Linked DNA regions of Homo sapiens: all the other regions are linked to region 4. Evidence: read pairs that join two places in POLR2A ChIA-PET (ENCODE). Cell type or tissue: MCF 10A. All regions are shown on one strand.

What was found. Peaks named below come from ENCODE experiments on the same cell type or tissue, not always from the same donor. Only the 100,000 strongest peaks of a DNase experiment are listed, where the experiment ranks them.
Region 1: POLR2A ChIA-PET joins it to region 4 with 10 read pairs; 5 of 35 experiments call an interaction of 5 or more read pairs at or near these places.
Region 2: POLR2A ChIA-PET joins it to region 4 with 10 read pairs; 3 of 35 experiments call an interaction of 5 or more read pairs at or near these places.
Region 3: POLR2A ChIA-PET joins it to region 4 with 19 read pairs; 6 of 35 experiments call an interaction of 5 or more read pairs at or near these places.
Region 5: POLR2A ChIA-PET joins it to region 4 with 20 read pairs; 3 of 35 experiments call an interaction of 5 or more read pairs at or near these places.

Annotation. Positions count from the first base shown.
Region 1 is chr17:77,410,700-77,414,699 of GRCh38, reverse strand. All of the region lies in intron 3 of SEPTIN9 (septin 9), which reads right to left. Among named protein-coding and RNA genes, the nearest start is that of MIR4316, 16 kb to the right of the region's middle. In MCF 10A, no CTCF peak of the experiment used is centred here; a DNase peak (open chromatin) is centred at 1,689.
Region 2 is chr17:77,476,142-77,480,141 of GRCh38, reverse strand. All of the region lies in intron 3 of SEPTIN9 (septin 9), which reads right to left. Among named protein-coding and RNA genes, the nearest start is that of MIR4316, 81 kb to the right of the region's middle. In MCF 10A, no CTCF peak of the experiment used is centred here; a DNase peak (open chromatin) is centred at 2,491.
Region 3 is chr17:77,123,458-77,127,457 of GRCh38, reverse strand. It overlaps LOC105371901 (a long non-coding RNA gene), which reads left to right. Exons shown (of 5, transcript XR_934988.3): 3 at 1,641-1,768; 4 at 2,620-2,778; 5 at 3,403-3,711. It also overlaps a transcript of SEC14L1 not described here. Among named protein-coding and RNA genes, the nearest start is that of SEC14L1, 16 kb to the left of the region's middle. RefSeq lists an enhancer at 2,706-3,479. In MCF 10A, no CTCF peak of the experiment used is centred here; DNase peaks (open chromatin) are centred at 777, 1,857, 2,757 and 3,047.
Region 4 is chr17:77,284,860-77,288,859 of GRCh38, reverse strand. The region is part of intron 1 of SEPTIN9 (septin 9); the gene reads right to left. Among named protein-coding and RNA genes, the nearest start is that of SEPTIN9-DT, 5.0 kb to the right of the region's middle. RefSeq lists enhancers at 2,285-2,847, 1,846-3,045, 2,848-3,412. In MCF 10A, no CTCF peak of the experiment used is centred here; DNase peaks (open chromatin) are centred at 989, 1,919, 2,959, 3,549 and 2 weaker places.
Region 5 is chr17:77,470,475-77,474,474 of GRCh38, reverse strand. All of the region lies in intron 3 of SEPTIN9 (septin 9), which reads right to left. Among named protein-coding and RNA genes, the nearest start is that of MIR4316, 75 kb to the right of the region's middle. RefSeq lists enhancers at 1-32, 33-533, 1,219-1,924, 1,919-2,048, 2,409-2,548 and 2 more. In MCF 10A, no CTCF peak of the experiment used is centred here; DNase peaks (open chromatin) are centred at 364, 1,944 and 2,324.

The DNA.
Region 1 (4,000 bases), 130 kb before region 4:
AGGCCATGGTGGGAGGATGGCTTGAGCCTGGGAGGTGGAGGTTGCAGTGAGCAGAGATTGAGCCATTGCACCCCAGCCTGGGTGACAGAGTGAGACCCTATCTCAAAAAAAAAAAAAAAAAAAAAAAGAATCCACACAGATAGGAAGGAAATATGGAGGAGGAGGGCAGGATTGATAGCTAAAGGCTACGGGGTTTCTTCTTAAGAAAAAAATTTTCTAAATTTCTCAAATTTTCAATTTTCTAAAATTGGTTGTGGTGACGATGGTTGCACTACTCTCTGAATAGACTGAAAACCATGGAATTATGCACTTTAAATGGGTGGATTGGGCCACGCGGTGACTCATGCCTGTAATCCCAGCACTTTGGGAGGCTGAGGCGGGTGGATCACCTGAGGTCAGGAGTTCGAGACCAGCCTCAACATGGAGAAACCCCGTCTCTACTAAAAATACAAAATTAGCCGGGCGTAGTGGTACATGTCTGTAATCTCAGCTACTCGGGAGGCTGAGGCAGGAGAATTGGTTGAACCCAGGAGGCGGAGGTTGCAGTCAGCCGAGATGGCGCCACTGCACTCCAGCCTAGGCGACAAGAGTGAAACTCCGTCTCAAAAAAATAAATAAATAAATAAATTGGTGGATTGTATAGTAGCTTACTTGGATCTCAATAAAGCTGTTTAAAAAAAAATGAAAAAAAGCCTTCCCTCTCTCCAAAACAAACAAACAAAAAGAAAAAAAGAGAGAGGGGAAAAAAAAAAAAAAAAAGAAAATACTGAGTGTAGCACACGCATGGTAAAGGTAAGAATTCCATCACGGAAATTTGGTTTCATTAATACATCCCATCCCCACCCCCACCCCATATATAGGTGTGTCCTGGTTCGTGGTGTCAATCGCATGTCTTTCTGGAGGCTGCAGTCCAGACTGGTTTTGAAAGCTGCTCTCTGGGCAACTCCAAACTTCTCATAATTCCTGAAGCCCTTGGCCTGCTGGGACCACTCAGCCCCCTAGACCCAGTCCCGTCACTACCTACTCAAGACTGCAGCCTTGGGGAGGGGGGCTCTCTCCTAAGGGTGCAGGGGTCCTGTGGCTTCATCCCCTCTCAGAATACACATCACCCTGCACTGCACACATGTGCCTCAACATGGAGCATCCCAGGACGCTGGCCACAGTCAGTCATGTTTGCACACCGACTGATCGATCGTGCTCTGCTGATCAATCATGTCAATCACCGCGCTGCACACTGTCCTCACTAAGCGAGCTAAAGCAACCCCCTCGGAATAAGCTGACGGATTTTAAATAAGCTAAAAGACACTTTTCTAGGAAAAAAATAGTAATGAATTTTAAGAAGAAAGAAAAACTCCCAAACTCACAGACCCATGGAAAAAGTTTAAGTTTTTAAAGTGCTAGACTCCCCCAAAAGTATCAGGCTCAGATGGTTTCACGAGTGAATTCTTGAAAAGTTTTAACAGAGAGATTATTATGTTGCTGCTTAAAATGTTCCAGAAGGCAGAGGGTAAAAGAAATGCATCCAAATTGTTTTTGCTAAGCCAGCACAATGCAGACACCAAAACTGATAAAAATAGCACACACACACACACACACACACACACACACACACGCCCCACCCGCTCCAGACCAAGCTCGCTGCTGTGTATCCAAGCAATACCATCTACCCCTACCTCGCTGCTGAAACCAAAATACATTCCAATGGATTCATGATTTCAACATGTAAAAATGAAACCACAGAAGTACTAGAAGAAAACGTGGGTGAAATTCTTTCCTATAATTTCAGAACGCAGGAGACCTCTAAACAGGATGTGAATTCCAAAAGCTAAAAGGGAAAGCAGAGACTTGACAATATCAGGATTAAAATGTTCTGTGTAGAAGAACATCCCAGAAACAAAATCAAAAGTAGGCAGCTGGGGACAAGATACTCGTACCTGCTGTGATAAAGATGTACAAATAACTCTTTTTTTTTTTTAGACAGGATCTCACTCTGTCACCCAGGCTGGAGTGCAGTGGTATGACCACAGCTCACAGCAGCCTCAAACTCCCAGACTCAAATGATCCTCCCACATCAGCCTCCCGAGTAGCCGGGACTACAGGCGCACCACCTCACCCAGCTAATTTTTGCAGAGATGCGGTTTTGCCATGTTGCCTAGGCTGGTCTCGAACTCCTAAGCTCAAGCAATCCGCCCACTTCAGCCTCCCAAAGTGCTGGGATTATAGGTGTTAGCCATCACGCCTGGCTTACAAAGAACTCTTTTTAAAAAATTTCAACAAGAAAAGGATACACCTTCCAAATGAAAAGAGAACACAGGGCCCTGGCCTATAACATACGAAGAGATAATCCCTCTCGCTTGACCGAGATGCACAAAATAAAACACCAATTGGAGAGCATTTGGCCCTCAGCCAGGGGTAAGGGGCATAGGACCTCCCTGCTGGACCATCACTGCACAGGGCCCAGCAGACAGCTGAGCAGGTCGACGAGGGGAGGGGTCCTAAAAAATTCTAGTAACCACTTTAGAGGCCAATTCAGGAACAAGGATCAATTTTTTTTTTTTTTTTTTTTTTTTGATAGGGAGTCTCGCTCTGTCACCCAGGCTGGAGTGCAATGGCACGATCTTGGCTCACTGCAACCTCTGCCTGCTGGGTTCAAGCAAGTCTCCTGCCTTAGCCTCCTGAGTAACTGGGACTACAGGCACAAGCCACCATGCCCAGCTAATTTTTGTATTTTTAGTAGAGATGGGGTTTCACCATGTTGGCCAGGCTGGTCTTGAACTCCTGACCTCAAGTGATCAGCCCGCCTTGGCCTCCCAAAGTGCTGGGATTACAGGTGTGAGCCACTGTGCCCAGCAGATCAAAACTTAAATGCACACATCCTTGACACAGAAATTCACTAAGAGCTCATCCTTCAGTCATGTGTGCACATGTACAAGTGCGAGAACATCTGTTGCAGCCTCTCAATCACAGTGGGAAGCTGGACAAGCCTGGCAGGGCCATGGGACAGCTGATGACACAACCATTAAAAGGAACGTGCTACTTTGGGAGGCCGAGGTGGGCGGATCTCAAGGTCAGGAGTTCAAGAGCAGCCTGGCCAACATGGTGAAACCCCGTCTCTACTAAAAATACAAAAATTAGCCAGGTGTGGTGGCAAGCACCTGTGATTTCAGCTACTTGGGAGGCTGAGGCAGGAGAATCGCTTGAAAGCGGAAGGCGAAAGGTGGAGGTTACAGTGAGCCACAGTGAGCTGAGATCGCACCACTGCACTCCAGCCTGGGCCACGCTCTGTCAAAAAAAAAAAAAAAGAAAAAGAAAAAGGAACGTGCTACATCTACAAGTGGCAACAGTGTTGTTAAATGGAAAAAATAAAAGCTGGTAGCAGAAGTCTGATTTCCTTTGTGTTCTTGAAAAGTCTATATTTACACATTGACTTTTTTTACACAAGCCCTGAATGACTCTGCAGGAATAAAATTCAGGAGAATGCCACACCCAGCTGTCAACATGGCCACCCCTTGGGAGAGAGTTGGGGAATGGGAGAGAAAAACTTCTTTCCAAATTTCATGTGATCTTCATTTTCTATCTAAGAATGACTGGGCATCGCTTTTTTTTTTTTTTCCCAGATGGGAGTCTTGTTCTGTTGCCCAGGCTGGACTGCACTGGCACAATCTCAGCTCACTGCAACCTCCGCCTCCTGGGTTCAAGTGATTCTCCTGCCTCAGCCTCCCAAGCAGCTGGGACTACAGGTGCCCGCCACCACGCCCCGTCGTGCATTGCTTTTTAGGATGAAGAAAGGGAAAGGTCACAGGGAGAATGGGAGCCAGAACACAGAGCAGGGCTTCTAAACACCAGCTTGCGGGTGAGAGAGACACGGGGCGACACCACCGGCCTGGAACCTAGGGATGGCATGAGGTGCTGCCCAGGGGCTTCAGACAAGGCCTGCTTGCTGATTAAGTAAGGGTTGTGTTGGCTTTTGTTTATGTGCTTGTTTAACACGAATCCCCCA
Region 2 (4,000 bases), 190 kb before region 4:
GCTGAGAGCAATACCCACAGGCGGACCTGGAGGCCAGGGCTCCTCTCTCTGTGCCCCCACGTGGCCCCCACCCAGGCCACGCAGCCTGGAAGCCTTCAGGGCTTTGCTCCTGCTCCTGCTCCCCCTTCAGAAATACTCTCCCCTGGGCTTCCAGGACCTTTAAATAAACAAAGACACAGCCCTGCATCTGGCCATGGACCATGTGGCTTTGGGGCCGCTTCCTGAAGCCAGACATGGGGCCTTGCCTTGCGGGGCAGCAGTTCAGTCCCCACCCACGTGACCGAAAATCGCTTCCATCTGCCTGTGGGTCTGAGAGCCATTTTGCCTGGGACTGGGACCAGCCCCTACCCGCCCCCACCTCCCCCCAGCATCCCTCAACCCTCCCCAGCAGGACCTGGGGGGAGGCGCTGCCCCCTGAACTCTCCTTTCTCGCCCCCAACGCCCCTGGAGCCCAGAGCGAGGGAGGGGCCGGCTCAGCTGCAGCTGGGTCCCTCCACAGGCACCAGCACTCACTGCAGAAACTCAAATCAAACCAAACATCCTGCCCACCAGGGGCCCCGCTTGAGAAATAATAATACAACGCAGCCGAGCCCCATCTTTGCCATTGACGTAGGGCAGTGGCTTGCCTTCTGCACAGGTGAGAGCCATTCCTGCAACCCCTCCCTCGAGAGGCGGCCTTGCAGGCCCCGGCTGGCCCGCAGGCAGGCACGCACGCAGAGAGCAATGCAAGAGCCCGCCTCGCTCTCCTACCTGGCCAGGTGAGCTTTGGGGTCTGCCTTCAGGACTCCCAAGTGGGAAAAGCAGAGACCCCCATACCCAGAGACACTTTCATCCTGGCCCCAGGACACCATGGTGCTCAGACAGCTGGAAACAATGGTAAAGATCACCCACTCCATTGTCTGTGACCACGACACCGTCCGAGGCCTGCGCTGCTCAGCGTGGTAGCCACTGGCCACGTGACTTTTCCTTTTAATTGTCATAACGTTTGCCACGGTCACTATTTTGAAGTGTGCAGTCCAGTGGTGTTAAGTACATTCGCATTGTTGTGTAACAAATCTCCAGAACTTTTTCATCTTGTAAAACAAACTGTCCTCATTAAACAACTCCCCAGCCCCATCCCCCAAGCCTCTGGCAACCTCCATTCTGCTGTTTTTCTGAATCTGACTACTCTACGGACCTGGTATAAGTGGAATCCTACAGGATTGTCCTTTTGTGACCAAATTATTTCACTTAGCGTAATACCCGAAAGGTTCACCCTTGCTGTTGCAGGTATCCTAACTTCCTCTTTACGGCTGAGTCAAATTCCTTGTATGTTCCACCCTTTTTTTTTTTTTTTTTAGACAGAGTTTTGCTCTTGTTGCCCAGGCTGGAGTGCAATGGCGCGATCTCGGCTCACCGAAACCTCTGCCTCCCCAGGTTCAAGCAATTCTCCTGCCTCAGCCTCTCAAGTAGCTGGGATTACAGGCACCCGCCACCATGCCCGGCTAATTTTGTTTTAGTAGAGACGGGGTTTCTCCATGCTGGTCAGGCTGGTCTTGAACTTGTGACCTCAGATGATCCACCCGCCTCGGCCTCCCAAAGTGCTGAGATTACAGGCGTGAGCCACCACGCCCGGCCTGTCCCGCCTTTGATTTCTCCATTCATTTGACCGCGGGCATTCGGGTTGTTTCTACCCGCTGGCTACTGTGAACAGAGCCGCTATGAATGTGGGTGTACAAATATCTCTAGCTCTTTAAGATGCTGTGCATTCTTTTGAATCCACACCCAGAAGTGGAATTATGGGATGCTACGGTGGTTCTAGTTTTCGTTTTTTGAGGAATTGCCACAGTGTGTTCACAAGTGACTTCTGAGCACTTGACACTGAGCTAGTCCAACTGAGGAACGGAATTTCTATTTTTATTTAAATTTAAATAGCCACATTTCATAAATGGCAACTATACTGGATGGTACAGAATTCCAGTCCAACCTACTCTTTACTAATGGGGAAACTGAGGTCCATAGAGTGATTTTTTTTCCTGAAATGCCACTGTAAGTGGCCAGGCCAGCACAAGACCCTCACTGAATTTGGCAACCCTGAAATTTCACACTCCTGCTTGTATGATATGCGGTTAACACCTGTGACCCCCCCCAAAGACCGTGGGCTCCAGCAAGACGGCAGCTGCCCCGTTGAGATCCCCATCGCACCTCCAGGCCTCGCCCTGCTACGAACACGGTTGTGCAAGGATCTGTCTGGGTCCCTGCTTTCCATTCTTTCGGGTATCCAGACTAATTATCAGCAGTACCCACGTCGACTCTCAGAAAGGTTCTGATTTGGACAGTAACTGACACGTCACCCCACAGTCAAAGCAAAATGCAGAGCTTCCCTCCCGGCTCCGCAGCTGGGAGTCAGAGGCCTCAGGCTCTGGTTTCTGGCTCAAAGTGACTTTTTGCAAGTCTCTCCAGCCTGGCAAACAGGCCATGCACCTCCTGACCTCCCTCCCAGCTCCTGCTCTGCGAGCTCCTGGGTGCCCGAGGCTGTGGCTTACTCAGTGATATCCCCAGCTCCTAGTGCAGCCCGTGAGTAGCACAACACACCCGGCTCCAGAAATAACTAACACATCCGCCAACAGATGCGTGGAGAAACCCAACGTGCTGAGTCAACACAGCGGACTATTTCTCAGCCATAAAAAGGCACGAGCGTGCGCCAACACAGATGAACTCTGAAAACATTCCAACTGCAAGAAACCAAGCACAAAAAGTCACATCTTTTAGGGTTCTAGTCATATGTTCAGAATAAGTACATCTGTAGGGACAAAGCGCAGATTGGTGATTTCCAGGGGCTGGGGGAGGGGGAGTGACTGTGTACCGAGGATGGCGTTTCCTTTTGGGGTGAGGAAAACGTTCTGGAATTAGAGGTGATGCTTATAGAAGGTTGTGAAAAAATGCCACTCAACTGTGCTTTCTGAATCGGCGGATGGTGTAATATGGAAATTATATCCCCATGAGGACGGGAGAGGAAGGGAAAGAAGGGAAGGAGGGAGGGGGAAGGAAACAGGGAAGGAAGGAAAAAAGGGAGGGGAGGAGGGAGGGACGGAAGAAGGGAAAGAAGGCAGTCATTTCTAGTGGAGCTGGATTGAAGAGTCCAATGGGTGCAGCAAACCACTATGGCACTTGTATTCCTATGTAACAAACCTGCACGTTCTGCACATGTATCCCAGAATGTAAAGTAAAATAAAATAAAGAGTCCAGTGTTTTCCACAAGTGCCCAGGAGCCAGCTTTACAGCTCAGAGGACAGCTGAGGCCCAGAGGCCAACACTTAGGCCTGAGGTTCTCAAGTTGGTGTCGCCAGACCATGCCCCAGACAAACTCCCCCATCTTCTTGCAGCAAGGGTGTTTCTAGGGTGGCAGCCAGGCGGAGGTGTCAGGTGGCGGGAGACCTTGACAGTTTCTCTGCAGGTTCCCATTCTGAACCCAGGCCTTATGCCAGGGCCCCTCTGCCATTCACTGGCGCTGGTGGCAGTAGGTCACCGGTCCCGTGATGGGGACTGCCCCCAAATCTGCTCATCCTGGGGACCAGCTCCCTCCTCCCCGCAGGCGTCCACTGGGCCATCTTTTCTCCAGAGTTGCAGGTGGGTCTAAGGCAGGGATGAAAGGGCTGTAATCCACGCAGCCCTGAGCCAGCACCCTCTGGGAACATCTGCACTTAGTGACAAATTCTTACCCCAACCCCAGGACCTGCCGAGGATGAGGGAATCAGATTGCTGTCTGTGGCTGGGACGGGGGCTGTAGGATATCTGGCTGGGAGGCAGTGCCCAGAGAGGAGGCAGCTATTGGACATGACACACTTTAGGGGCACTCACACTCATCACAGCCCCAGGGCTGACCCTGGCCCACCTGGCCTGGTGCCGAGAGAGGGCTTGACACAGCAGGCTTGCAAAGCCTGACTTGGAAACCAAGACCCAGGGGCCGCCCTTCTCTGCCTACCCCTCCCTGTGTGTCATGCTGCCTGGTCTACGTCCC
Region 3 (4,000 bases), 160 kb after region 4:
GAATTGCTTGAACCCAAGGGGCCGAGGTTGCAGTGAGCTGAGATCGCGCCACTGCACTCCAGCCTGGGTGACAGGGCGAGACTCCATCTCAAAAAAAGAAAAGAAAAGAAAACAGACCCCTTGAAACCATAAAAAGGAATGAGTTCATGTCCTTTGCAGGGACATGGATGAAGCTGGAAGCCATCATCCTCAGAAAACTAACCCAGGAACAGAAAACCATACACCGCATGTTCTCACTCATAAGTGGGAGTTGAACAATGAGAACACATGGACACAGAGAGGGGACCATCACACACTGGGGTCTGTTGGTTGGGGGTGAGGGGTGAGGGGAGGGAACTTAAGAGGACGTGTCAGTAGGTGCAGCAAACCACTATGGCACGTGTACCCCTATATAACAAACCTGCACATTCTGCACATGTATCCCTTTTTTTTAAAAGAAGAAATAAAGAGAAAAAGAAAAAAAATAAATAAAAATTAAAAAAAAGAGAGAGAGAAAAAAAAGAAATCCCTGTTGGAGGGAAGGGAGGCGCCCCTGCTCACTCTCCCGGCAGTGGTATCAGCCTCGTCAAGCCCAGAGCAGTGAAAAAGGTGCCTGCACCCCACAGAGTCAGCCTCCTGGACCCCGAGGGTGCCCACTCCTGCCTGACCCACCCATCACCATTGCCCACAAAGCAAATAATGCCAAGGGAAGGGCAAGGCTGGCTTGCTCATCACGTTGTAGACTCTGGGCTTTGAGAAAGCCAGAGAACAAAGGATGTTGCTGTCCTTGGCAGGGCTGGCCTTGTTCCAAGGTTCCCGTGCACCTGGAGAAGAGCTTGACCTGGCTCACATGGCACACTCGGGCACACAGAGGGCTTCTCTGGGAACCAGCCTCTTAGCAATTCCAGGAGCATGCAAGGAACCGCTATGATTCTGGCAACCTGAGTTTATTATTCCATATCAGGGAGACCGAGGCACAAAGAGTTCTGCGTGTTTAACCCCTACCGATCATTCAGAACTTAGGAGCCAGTTCATGGTTCCTGCCTCCCCATGTGATGCCTAAATTCAGCACCCTATTGAATTCAGTTACAGTTTCCTTGAAGAACGAACACAGTTCCCTCTATTTTCTACCAGTTGTATCAGGCCCAGGCCCTGTGCTAGGCACTTCACAAGCATCACGATGATCTTCATCACAGCCCATTTCGCAGATGGGGACACCAAGATACAGAGAGGATAAGTGACTTTCAGAGCAGAGAATCCAAACCCAACAGTCTGACTCCAGTGTTCACAGAGCTCTTCCTATCGCACTCCCATTCCTTCTTTTTTTTGAGACGGAGTCTCGCTCTGTCACCCAGGATGGAGTGCAGTGGTGCGATCTCAGCTCACTGCAACCTTTACCTCCTGGGTTCCAGCGATTCTCCTGCCTCAGCCTTCCAAGTAGCTGGGATTACAGGCATGCGCCACCATACACAGCTAATTTTTATATTTTTGTAGAGATGGGGTTTTGCCATGTTGGCCAGGATGGTCTCAAACTCCTGACCTCTGGTGATTTGCCTGCCTGGGCCTCCCAAAGTGTTGGGATTACAGGTGTGAGCCACCCCGCCCGGCCCCATTCCTTCTGTTGAACTCACAGTTCTTTGGCTTTTTGTTCTTCCTTCCAGGTCACCAGTTTCAAGATTTGTACATCCTGGTGTCACGGTGAAAAGCCTATTGGTGGCAAGCACATAAGGCACGTGGGATGGCCAGGGGCCTCCAGCACAGGAAGGCCCCGAGTGAAAGCCTAGCAGAGGTAGGTGCCTGTGTGTCCTGGGACATCCTACTGAGCAGGCAAACCACGGACACATTCAGCTCCAAAATATTTCCATATGGTCCCGGTATAGCAGTTGAATTGGTTTGACTCATGCATTCTTTAAATAGCAAGTACAAATAACCTGGATGATTCTTAATGTTCCATTTATTCCTCTATCCGTTTATTGTTCTGTGATTTATAGCATAGCTCCTGAGTGTCATGTGCATGACATAATAGGGGAAAGGAAAAAAAAAAAAACCTGCAACTTCAGAATCTAAGGACTAAGCTAAAATTTTAGAATGCTGAGTGAATCAAAAGGTGTGCATCATTGGTGAAAATAATAAGAAGAGTTTTTTTTTCTTTTTCTTTTCTTTCTTTAAATCCACTTATTCTGTCCGGGCAAGGTGGCTCATGCCTGTAATCCCAGCACTTTGGGAGGCCGAGGCGGGCAGATCATTTGAGGTCAGGAGTTCGAGACCGGCCTGGCCAACATGGCAAAACCCAGTCTCTACTAAAAATAGAAAAATTAGCCGGGCGGGCGCCTGTAGTCCCAGCTGCTTGGGAGGCTGAGGCAGGAGAATCGCTTGAACCCGGGAGGCAGAGGTTGCAGTGAGCCAAGATTGTGCCACTGCACTCCAGCCTGAGCAACAAAGCGAGACTCTACCTCAAAAAATATATAATAATAATAAAAATAATAATAATAATAATAATAATAGTAAATCCACTTATTCTTATGTTCTAGCAGCCAAGGCTGCTAGGGCAATTTGGATCTCAATATAAGATAAAGCTTATTCTCTGATGGAAGACATCAGATCCCCCACCTTAATTTCTGTGTCACTTGCTTTAAACAGTTAAGCGACTGTACGACATGCTGAAAGGGATCAGTGATTTCTCCTGCAGCCAGTTCCAACCTGCTGAAAGGAACACTGAGAAAATATATGGACTCAGTAAACCTGAGCTGCCTCCAATGGCCTCACTCACTCCAACCCTCAACTTTGCAATGCTGGAATGTGAGTCACCTTTAAGATCATTTCATTTATCTTGGCCAAGCCTTTAAATATTTAGGTCTACATCAAATAATGTCTGATAAAAGCTTAGCGCTTTTCACAGCAAAGAACAAAACGTAATTTTGAACCACCACAGCTGAAAAAAGGGATGTTATTAGCCAAGACAGGGGCCCCAGTTCAGCAGCCTACCTCCCGTGACCCAGTGATACACAGCTAAGGAAGTGTGGGGCTTGTGGGACCTGTTTGGTTCCTGACGTTCCCAGAGAACAATATCCTGAAGCAGAAACAAGACGTGGTTTCCGGTTTTTGTTTTTGTTTTGAGACGGAATCTTGCTTTGTCACCCTGGCTGGAATGCAGTGGCATGATCACAGCTCACTGCAGACGCGACCTCCTGGGCGCAAATGATCCTCCCCCCTCAGCCCCCCAAGTAGCTGAGACTATAGGCGCACGCCACCACGCCTGGCTACTTTTCATATTTTTTGTAGAGACAGTGTCTTGCCATGTTGCCAAGGCTGGTCTCGAACTCCTGGGCTCAAGTGATCCACCTGCCTTGGCCTCCCAAAGTGTTAGGATAATAGGTGTGAGCCACCACCCCTGGCCAAGACATGGTTTTTATTTGTGTGCAGGCTGAGATTATCGTCCACAAGGAGCAGAAGCTTTCATAGAGGAACCCATCGACGTGGCTCCTGCCAAAGTCCTCAACAGGGCTTCGAAACACAGCAAGCATAATTTTTTAAATGTTTTTATATCAATGAAAATTTTAAAATTATAAAATAATCTGCCATAGAGGACACACAGACCGTCTACATGGCATCCGTTTCGCTACATCTTCCTTCCCAAGGCCCCAACTTTGTCCAGGTGTCCACCCCACTCCACAAGCCGGGGAAGCTGGCCCCTGCCTGGCCAGCAGGTGGACCTGATTCTAACACATCCCCCCTGCCAGGGACTGACTTAAGAGTGGGCCTGGGTGGCTGGGTGTGGTGGCTCTCGCCTGTAATCCCAACACTTTGGGAGGCCAAGGTGGGCAGATCGCTTGAGCCCAGGAGTTCGAGACCTGGGCAACATGGTGAGACCTCTGTCTCTACAAAAAAAAAACAAAGAAAATAGCCAGATTTGGTGATGTGTGCCTGTGGTCCCAGCTACGTAGGAGGCTGAGGTGGGAGAATCGCTTGAACCCAGAAGGCGGAGGTTGCAGCGAGCCAAGATCTCGCCACCGCACTCCAG
Region 4 (4,000 bases):
TACCGGTGCCTCCATGGTGTCTACGCCACCGGCTCACCTCCCAGCAATAACCCGACAGCCCGACACCTCTGTAGACCCTGTGGCTACAGAGCTAAAGTTCCCTGTTATTAGTGGGTTTTGCAGACAACCCTCCAAATCCCTCTGGGTTGAGTTAGTCAAGTCCTTAACAAGCTGGAAGATGACAGGGGTTGGATGTAACCCACTTCCAACTGGCTTGGGTTACATGGACATTATTCCTCTTCTGGGATCTGATTTGGGATGGAAACAGGAGCCATAGTTCATGGGAAGGCTGTGAAAGGAAGCCCCGGCCCCAGGGTGCGGATCAGGTTGATCTGCGGAACAAGGCCCCAGGGGCGGCCCACCCGCCTGCTCTGCCCAGCCCTTCCTGGTAACCACACTCACCCGGGGCCCATCTCAAACCTGGCAGGCAATGCTGCTGCTCCCATCTCAGCCGCTGCCCCAACACGCCTCGCCTGGCCAGGACAGGTGCCCAGGCATGGCATTCAGGGACATCCTCGGCTTCCGGGGCCCAACCCCTGGTTCCCAGGTGCAGCGCTGGGAAAAGCAGAGGGCCCCGGCCATGGCGCAGGCCTCGTCACAGGTCATTTAAGCAGCCTGGGAGGAGCCGGAAAGAGAGCAATGCACCCACCTGGACAGAGACTGAAGCCACATCCCCATTGAGAAAAGATGACACTCCTGCCTGGACCCCTTCTCTGAAACCCCAGGCCGGGGTGGGGTAGGAGTCAGCGAGAGAGTCCAGCGCTCCAAAGGGGACTTTCTGGCCCTCCGTGCCCCCTAACCCAGCACTTCTGGGGACCCACACACTCAGGGCAGAGTGGCCATCCAGGGTTCCTCTCACCCAGACACAAAGGCCACTGAAGGCCCCGGGCCAACACCGCTCTGAGGATGACCAGCGACTTGAGTTCCTGCCAGAGACAGCAGGCAGCCTGGGTCTAAGGGCCGCCCAGTGACTTGAAGCTGGGATCATCTTACATTCCCTGCGCCACTCCTGTTTCCTGTCCTGGAGGTTTTCAGGCTGCCAACAGTCATGCTTTGGAGAACCAGGTCAGATTAGGCTGGGAACAAAGCTCAGCTGTCACAGAGCTGCCGAGAGGCCATTGGCAAGCAGTGCCCAGGAGCCGCCCCTCCTCTGCCAGCAACAGCTCAATGTCTCCCTTCACAGGGGCTGCAAATGGGCCCATGCCCAGGGTGGGGTCAGGGAGATAAAGCAGAGAGAAACTGGGCTGGGAGCAGAGAGTGCCATGCTCTACCCTGGAGACCCAAGGCCAGGCCACCCTGCAGAGCTGGTGCCCAGAGCCTCCAGCGTACAGGAGAGGAGGCAAACAGAACCTGACACTCAGCAGCGCCCGGCAGACGCTTCTGGAATGAATGACCAAATCCACATGGAGAGTTGAAATGGGCTAGGAACCTCAGGGAGACGGGCAGCTCACAGCTCAGCAGGGCCGCTCCAGTAGAGCAGGCCAATGCCAGGCCTCCTGGCAAATTTCCCGGGGCCCAGGCACAACTGTCACATCAGGAAAGGGGCAGGGGTGACCAGCCCATCGGCCACGGGGGCACTTCACTGCTCCCACAGAAGCTCGGCACCCACAGGCCTGGGTGACACACGATCCCCATGCCTGGCATCACGATGGCTGCCCACCAAGTCCCTCCACCCACCAGGACTGACTCCCTTTGGTCAGCGATTCCAGATCACCATGACCTGGCAGTTGCCGTCAGGCCTGCCTGGCTAAGGACTCTCCCGGAGACTGAGCCACTTCACACAGCAAAGTGAGCCATGGGGCCACAGCGCTGTGTGCTGTGTACAAGCCCCGAGGGCTTCACCCAGGGATTGGCACCCACTGATCCCCATAAATCCCTGGCAACCGCCTAGAGCTGGGATGTTTCCAAGGTAATAGCTCCAACAAACAGAGGCGCAGGAACCCAGCGCGTCACTTCCCGCCTCACCCCAAAGGTTCACACCCCTAGGGGCCTGGAGCCTCTCTCTGGAGCCCCTCCTACCCTAAAGCCAGCTGGATCTGCCCAGGAACTGCCATCATCACCCCCTGGCCGGGCCTGCACTGATGTGTACTGAACTCCCCTTATCAGGTCCATCTTAGGCAAACTTCAGAGCCCACGCAACACTGCCTGTGGACAAACACTGGGGCGGAAACAGGGGCCACCTCTAGGTCCCAGTCACATGGGGCTGTCAGGGCTGCCTGGGATGGCAGGAGAGTGTCAGAGGAGGGCAGCCCAAGGACCAGGTAGGGGGTGGGAAGTGTCCCCTTCCATGGGTCCTCAAGTGAGATGTCCTCTGCAAACACCCACCTGGGATCTCCAAGCAGAGGGTTGGCTCCCATGTCACCTGGACCTGGATTCCAGACCACTGCCCCTAAGTGGCAATCCTGGGTCCCCCTGTACCTGTCCTGGCTTGAGCTGGTCACACTTGTGGGGGGTGGTTCCAGGAAGAAGGTGGACTGTCGCAAACGCAATGCTCCGCTGCCAGGTGCATTGCCCTCGGCTATCAGAATCCCTCTGGGCAGGCCGGGGAGATCTGACGGGCAAGTGCCTGCGGTCTGGCGTGAGCGGGCAGGGCAGGTGGCCCCTGCCTGGGCATGCCTTTCTACCTTTGCAACAGACTAGGGAGAGGGCTGGCCCCAGGACTTAGGCTCAGCCAGCTGTCTCACAACTGAGGGGCCTCGGCGGAGGACACAAGTCAGACAGAGCCACAGACTAACCGTACGAGGTGGCTTTTTCTCTCCAGTCCAGGTCCCCTGAATGCGCCAGAGCAGACAAGCTTGGACGTGAGGAGGCAAGAGGCAGCGAGAACAGGCGCGGAGACGGGGCTGGGGGAGAAGAGGAAGAAACCCTGTGCTTGTGCCCTTCCCACGCTCGCCTGTCACCGGGTTAGCTGACTGGGGAAGTGTTCTCTGAGGGTGCAATTCCTTGCCCTTCCCGTAAGTCAGCTCCCGGGGCGCTGGGTGAGGGTGCAGCCCTGTCCACCACGGCGAGCCAGCACACTGAATCACGGCAGAAGCTGCTTCCTGTGTGGGTGCAGCCTCCCTCCCTGCCCAGGACTCAGAAGTCACGACAGCATAGAGCTTTTTAATCGTGGCTGGTGCCCCTTCAGGAATCTCCTGAAAGCCACAGAGAAACTCCAGAGTGGCTGGGCACGGTGGCTCATGCCTGTGATCCCAGCACTTTGGGAGGCTGAGGCGGGTGGATCACCTGAGGTCCGGAGTTCGAGACCAGCCTGGCCAGTATGGTAAAACCCCATCTCTACTAAAAAATACAAAAATTAGCTGGGCACGGTGGCACATGCCTGTAATCCCAGCTACTCAGGAGGCTGAGGCATGAGAATTGCTTGAACCTGGGAGGCAGAGGTTGCAGTGAACCGAGATCGTGCCACTGCACTCCAGCCTGGGCAACAGAGCAAGACTCCATCTCAAAAAAATAAAAAATAAAAAAAGAATCTCCAGAGTAATTCCCAGGTGCCAGTAGGGGTGTGACGCAACCTCAGTCCCGCTTCTGTGGCTCATCGGCCTCGGGTAAGTCCTCCTGCCGCTGCCACCCACAGAGAGTTTCCAGGGGAGCCTGGGAATGACGGCAAGTTCCATGTGACCTAGTATGCAAAGGGAGTCCCAAAACTCAGAACCTAGAGAGCCAGGGCGGGTACAGTGCAGCTGGCTCCAGTGCTGAGGGGCTGGGGGAGAGACCCTGCACCATGCTCTGACCACAGTAAGGGAAGATCATGGAGGCTTCTGGAACGTCCTAGCAATGGCGTAACCCCAGCCTTCTCCATCCTCCTGTCAATGACAATCATGATCATGACAGCAGCTAACAGGTTACAGAGCAGGCATTTCTCAGCTTTTTCAAATATGAACTCGTTTAACCTTTACAACAACATAGCACTGTCCCATTTAACAAATGAGGCAGGCTGGGCGTGGTGGCTCATGCCTGTAATCACAGCACTTTGGGAGGCCAAGGCAGGCAGATCACGAGG
Region 5 (4,000 bases), 190 kb before region 4:
AAAGTTGCCAGGGCTCTTCCCAGGGCTTAGAGCCACCCCAGGCCTATCAAAGCACATTAGCATCTTAGTTTCCATAACTTCCCTTGCAAGAAAGATGATGGTACCAGCTACTGGGCCGGGCTGGGGGTCCCAGATTCCAGGGGCCCTCTCAGGCCTGCCTATGGCTCTCCCAGGACACAGATGCTTACTTGAGAAACCCTAGTGCACCAGGGGTCCCACAGCCAAAATAAAGAGGCAGAGCTGCCCTGGGGCCCCTGCCAAAGCTCCCAGGTAGATCTACCCAGCAGACACCAAAATGTCCATCCCTCATCTGAAAACTCCACCTCCAGGAGGCCGCCCCAGGTTGGGCTGACAAAATCCACAGAGACCTCAATGATGACTTCTCACTTCAGGTATGAGTGAGTGGGTGGAGGGAGAAGCTATTGTTAACTATTAACAGTTCAGGAAATGCAGGTAAAGGAAAGAGAATGGTAAGGCGACAGGGCTGGAAACTAGACACACGTGCAGAGGTGAGCAGACCTCAGAGAAAGAACTGCTCTGGAACAAGATGGTAAAGAAACTATAGACAATAATGGTAGACGATGATCCTGGGGTCCTAGTGGACCAGGACCATAACATTGATTCATTTGACAAGTATTTATTGAGTGTCTACTTCACAGTAACAAAAAGATGACACTACAGGCTTGAGAGTAGTCAGAATGAAAACAGTGGTGGCACATGGGAATTTGAAGTTCATTTATTTAAATGTTTATTAGCCGAGACTTCCGGACAGATTTGAAGCAGTCTTTAACATGTAAGGAATTCACAATCTGATACAGTAGTACAGGACATGTGTGTGCCACAAACCTCTGGTGAAAAGTAAAGACTCTCCCTAGAAAAGTATACATTGAAGACAGACAGACAGACACACACGTATTTTGAACGGTTCATCAAAGAATCCCTAGGCCCGTGGATCCCAGTTAAAAAAATAACTTGGCACTCTGGGAGGCCGAGGCGGGAGGATCGTTTGAGCCCAGGAGTTCAAGACCAGCCTGGGCAACGTAGCGAGACCCCATCCCTATAAAATGAAATAAAATAAAATGAGAATTAAAAAAAACAAACAAACTTGGTGTGATGAGAACTTACAGAATTTAATAGGGTTATCTCAGCATTACCTGCAGCACTCTCTAAACTTTTGACCACACACACAAAGTTCTGGGTTCTACAGCTAGAGAAGAGGGAGAGCAGGTTAAAAACAATTATTCAAGGTGGAAGATGAGTCTGAGAAACAAAGAGGTAAGAGGAGAAGACTGAGGCCAGCTGCTCTCCATCCCTGAGCTCCGGCAGGAGGAAGCTCTCAAGTGAGAACAAGTTGCTGTTTGCGGAGTGGACTCCAGAGCGGGTGGACAGAGACGATAAGGAATGTCATCCCTGGGGGGCTCTGAAAACAGGATATTTTCCCATCTCAACTCTGCTTTTCACTGCATTGTGTTCCTACTGACCTACCCAAGCTACTACAAACACTCCATAAATGTCACTGGGGACTTCCTGTTCTCTTCTAAAGATGGAAACACTGAATATAAATGACCAAATTGTGCAAATGTGTGTGGGTGGGGGATCAAGGACTGAATTTTTAAAATGCACACAGCTCATCTAATTTGTTAACTAACTCCAAATCAAATTACACTTCACACTTTGTATGGGACAGGAAGCGTCTCCTCAAAGCCTGGTTAGGACCTGGGATGCCGGAAATCTGAGACTCTGCCTTCCCCTCCTGAGACACTCTGAAACCCTGCTTAGAAATCGAGCACAATGGCTCTGGCCTCCCAGAGAAAGACACGGATTTGCAAAGGCAAAGAGCTGCATTTTTCTCCGAGCTGGAGCTCTTTCCGGTTTCCACTATGGGGCTTAAACAAAACTGCAGCTTTACAGTTCCCCTGTTGGTGTTTTCTCCTTCTTGGTGACTAACAAGGTGGAAGAGCCAACAAGAACCCTGTGTGCTCCTTTGCAGGACCTGGAAGGGACAGGTGGTGTGAGTCTGTCTCCATCCAGCCTCCTCTTTCATTCATTCAGGGGCCGAGGCGCCCCCGAGGCAGGGGGCGGGGGTCCCCACTTTTACTGCCGGCCAAGGTTCCTCCAGCTTTTCCCTCGCCAAACCCTTTCAAGCAAACCTCTCCTCTATTGTGGAGGAAGGAATCTCAAGCAGTTTTGCCTTTCTGCCAGCACGGTTTCAATTGGCCCCAGTCGGTAAAGTCAAATTTGGACAAGGTCCAAGGGCTCCTCACACCACCCGCCGCTTTCTGGAAGAGGCCCTCCTCTGTTCTTTCATTTGCAACCCACCACCTCCCTAGCCTGAGTTTTTTCACCCAGGCTCCGCGGCCTATTGAGACATCAATCTTGGGCCAGAGCAAGCTCTGACCTGCAAACCATCACCATTCACTTCCTAAAGAGCCACTCTCAGAACTTAGGCTGCAGGGAGGGCAGGCCAAGGATGAATCCTCTGACTTCTGGTGCGGTGTGTGGTGGGGGGGGCTATTTTATATTCTGTTTTCTGCTGCCCCCTTGCCTTGTCTCAGGCTCTGAAGTGGATCCACTGCAGAGGGAGGGTCAGGGAATGGCCCTGATGCCTTCCCCACCCCAAGGAACCTTCCAGCAGGAGCGGCCCCTACCTCAAAGCAACCCCAAGATCCAGCCCGTGCCAGCCCTCCAGCCATGTCCACAGTGGCCTGTCAACCAGAGATTCCTTTAGTTCCTGGCAAATCTGCAAACTTACAAAGAGAAAGAAAAGTTCCCCCGTGGGTGGGTGGACACTGGCCATCTGTCACAGGCTGGAATTTCCTCTTATCAGGGATGTCCCCTAAGCAGGGGTTGGGGAGGGCAGGGCCCAGAGCTTCCCTCTCTCCAGCCCCTTCTGCTATCAGCAGACCTGTCAGCAGATACACAGCAGAGCTCAGCAGTGAGGCAACAACAGGGGCTGTGGGGGCTGGGGCTCCGCCTCCCCCAACTTATGAAATCATCTGAAATAACAAAACTTAGACAAGGGTCTCTGGGGTGCAACAGGGTGGCCCCCTGCCAGGTGCTGGGTAGAAAAAAAGCTTTCCCCCAATTCCCTTCTGCTGTGCAGATCAGCTCGGGCCCTGGGGATGCTGCAGAGGCTGCCCCATGCCCAGGCCCTTCAGAGACAGCAGGGGGCTGGAGGCACGGCCTGCTTGGGGGTAGGGGACAGGCAGGGAGGGGCACATTCCTGGGCCATGAGTAGGAGCCTGACTAAATGACCCCTTCAGGAGGGAGAAAGACATCGCACACAACTGTCTGATTATAGCCAGAGGGGCTGGAAAGGTGGGGGAAAGGGGTGAAGGGGCCAACTGTTCCAGGTGCCCCCAATCCATGCAGCACCCACCTGGACTGACAAGAGTTGAGAGACTGGAATTGTTTTCTCTTCCCGTCTCCAGGCCCTGCCCCAGGAGTCCTCCTGCTCAGGAGCCTGGGAGTTGAGGAGGTCTGGAAGCAGTGGGCCCACAGTGCCATCGCCTTGGGAACCCACAGTGCCTTGGATGTGGCTCCCTCGGTCCTAGCTTTGCAGGCAGCCTACCTGGACTGCACCCACCTCCCAGAAGAGCTGCTCAGAATCCTGCATGTCCGAAAGAAAGACCAATCAAAGAAGTGAGGAAGCCAAAGAGAGGCCTATGAAAGCTTATGACGCATTTTCCAAGTGCACACCCCAGCAACTTCAAATGCTTTCTGAAGTAAGGATGGGGATGGATGGTTGGATAAATGGATGGGTGTATGGGTGTGTGAATGGGTGAGTGGGTGGGTGGATGGATGGACAGATGGATGAATGGATGGGTAGGTGGATGAACAGGCAGGTGAATGGATGGGTTGGCGGATGAATGAGCAAATGGATGAATGACTGGATGGATGGGTGGATGAGTAGATAGGTGGATGAGTGAATTGGTGGATGAGTGGATAGATGGATGAGTGGATGAGTAGATGAGTGAATGGGTGGATGAGTGGATGGGTG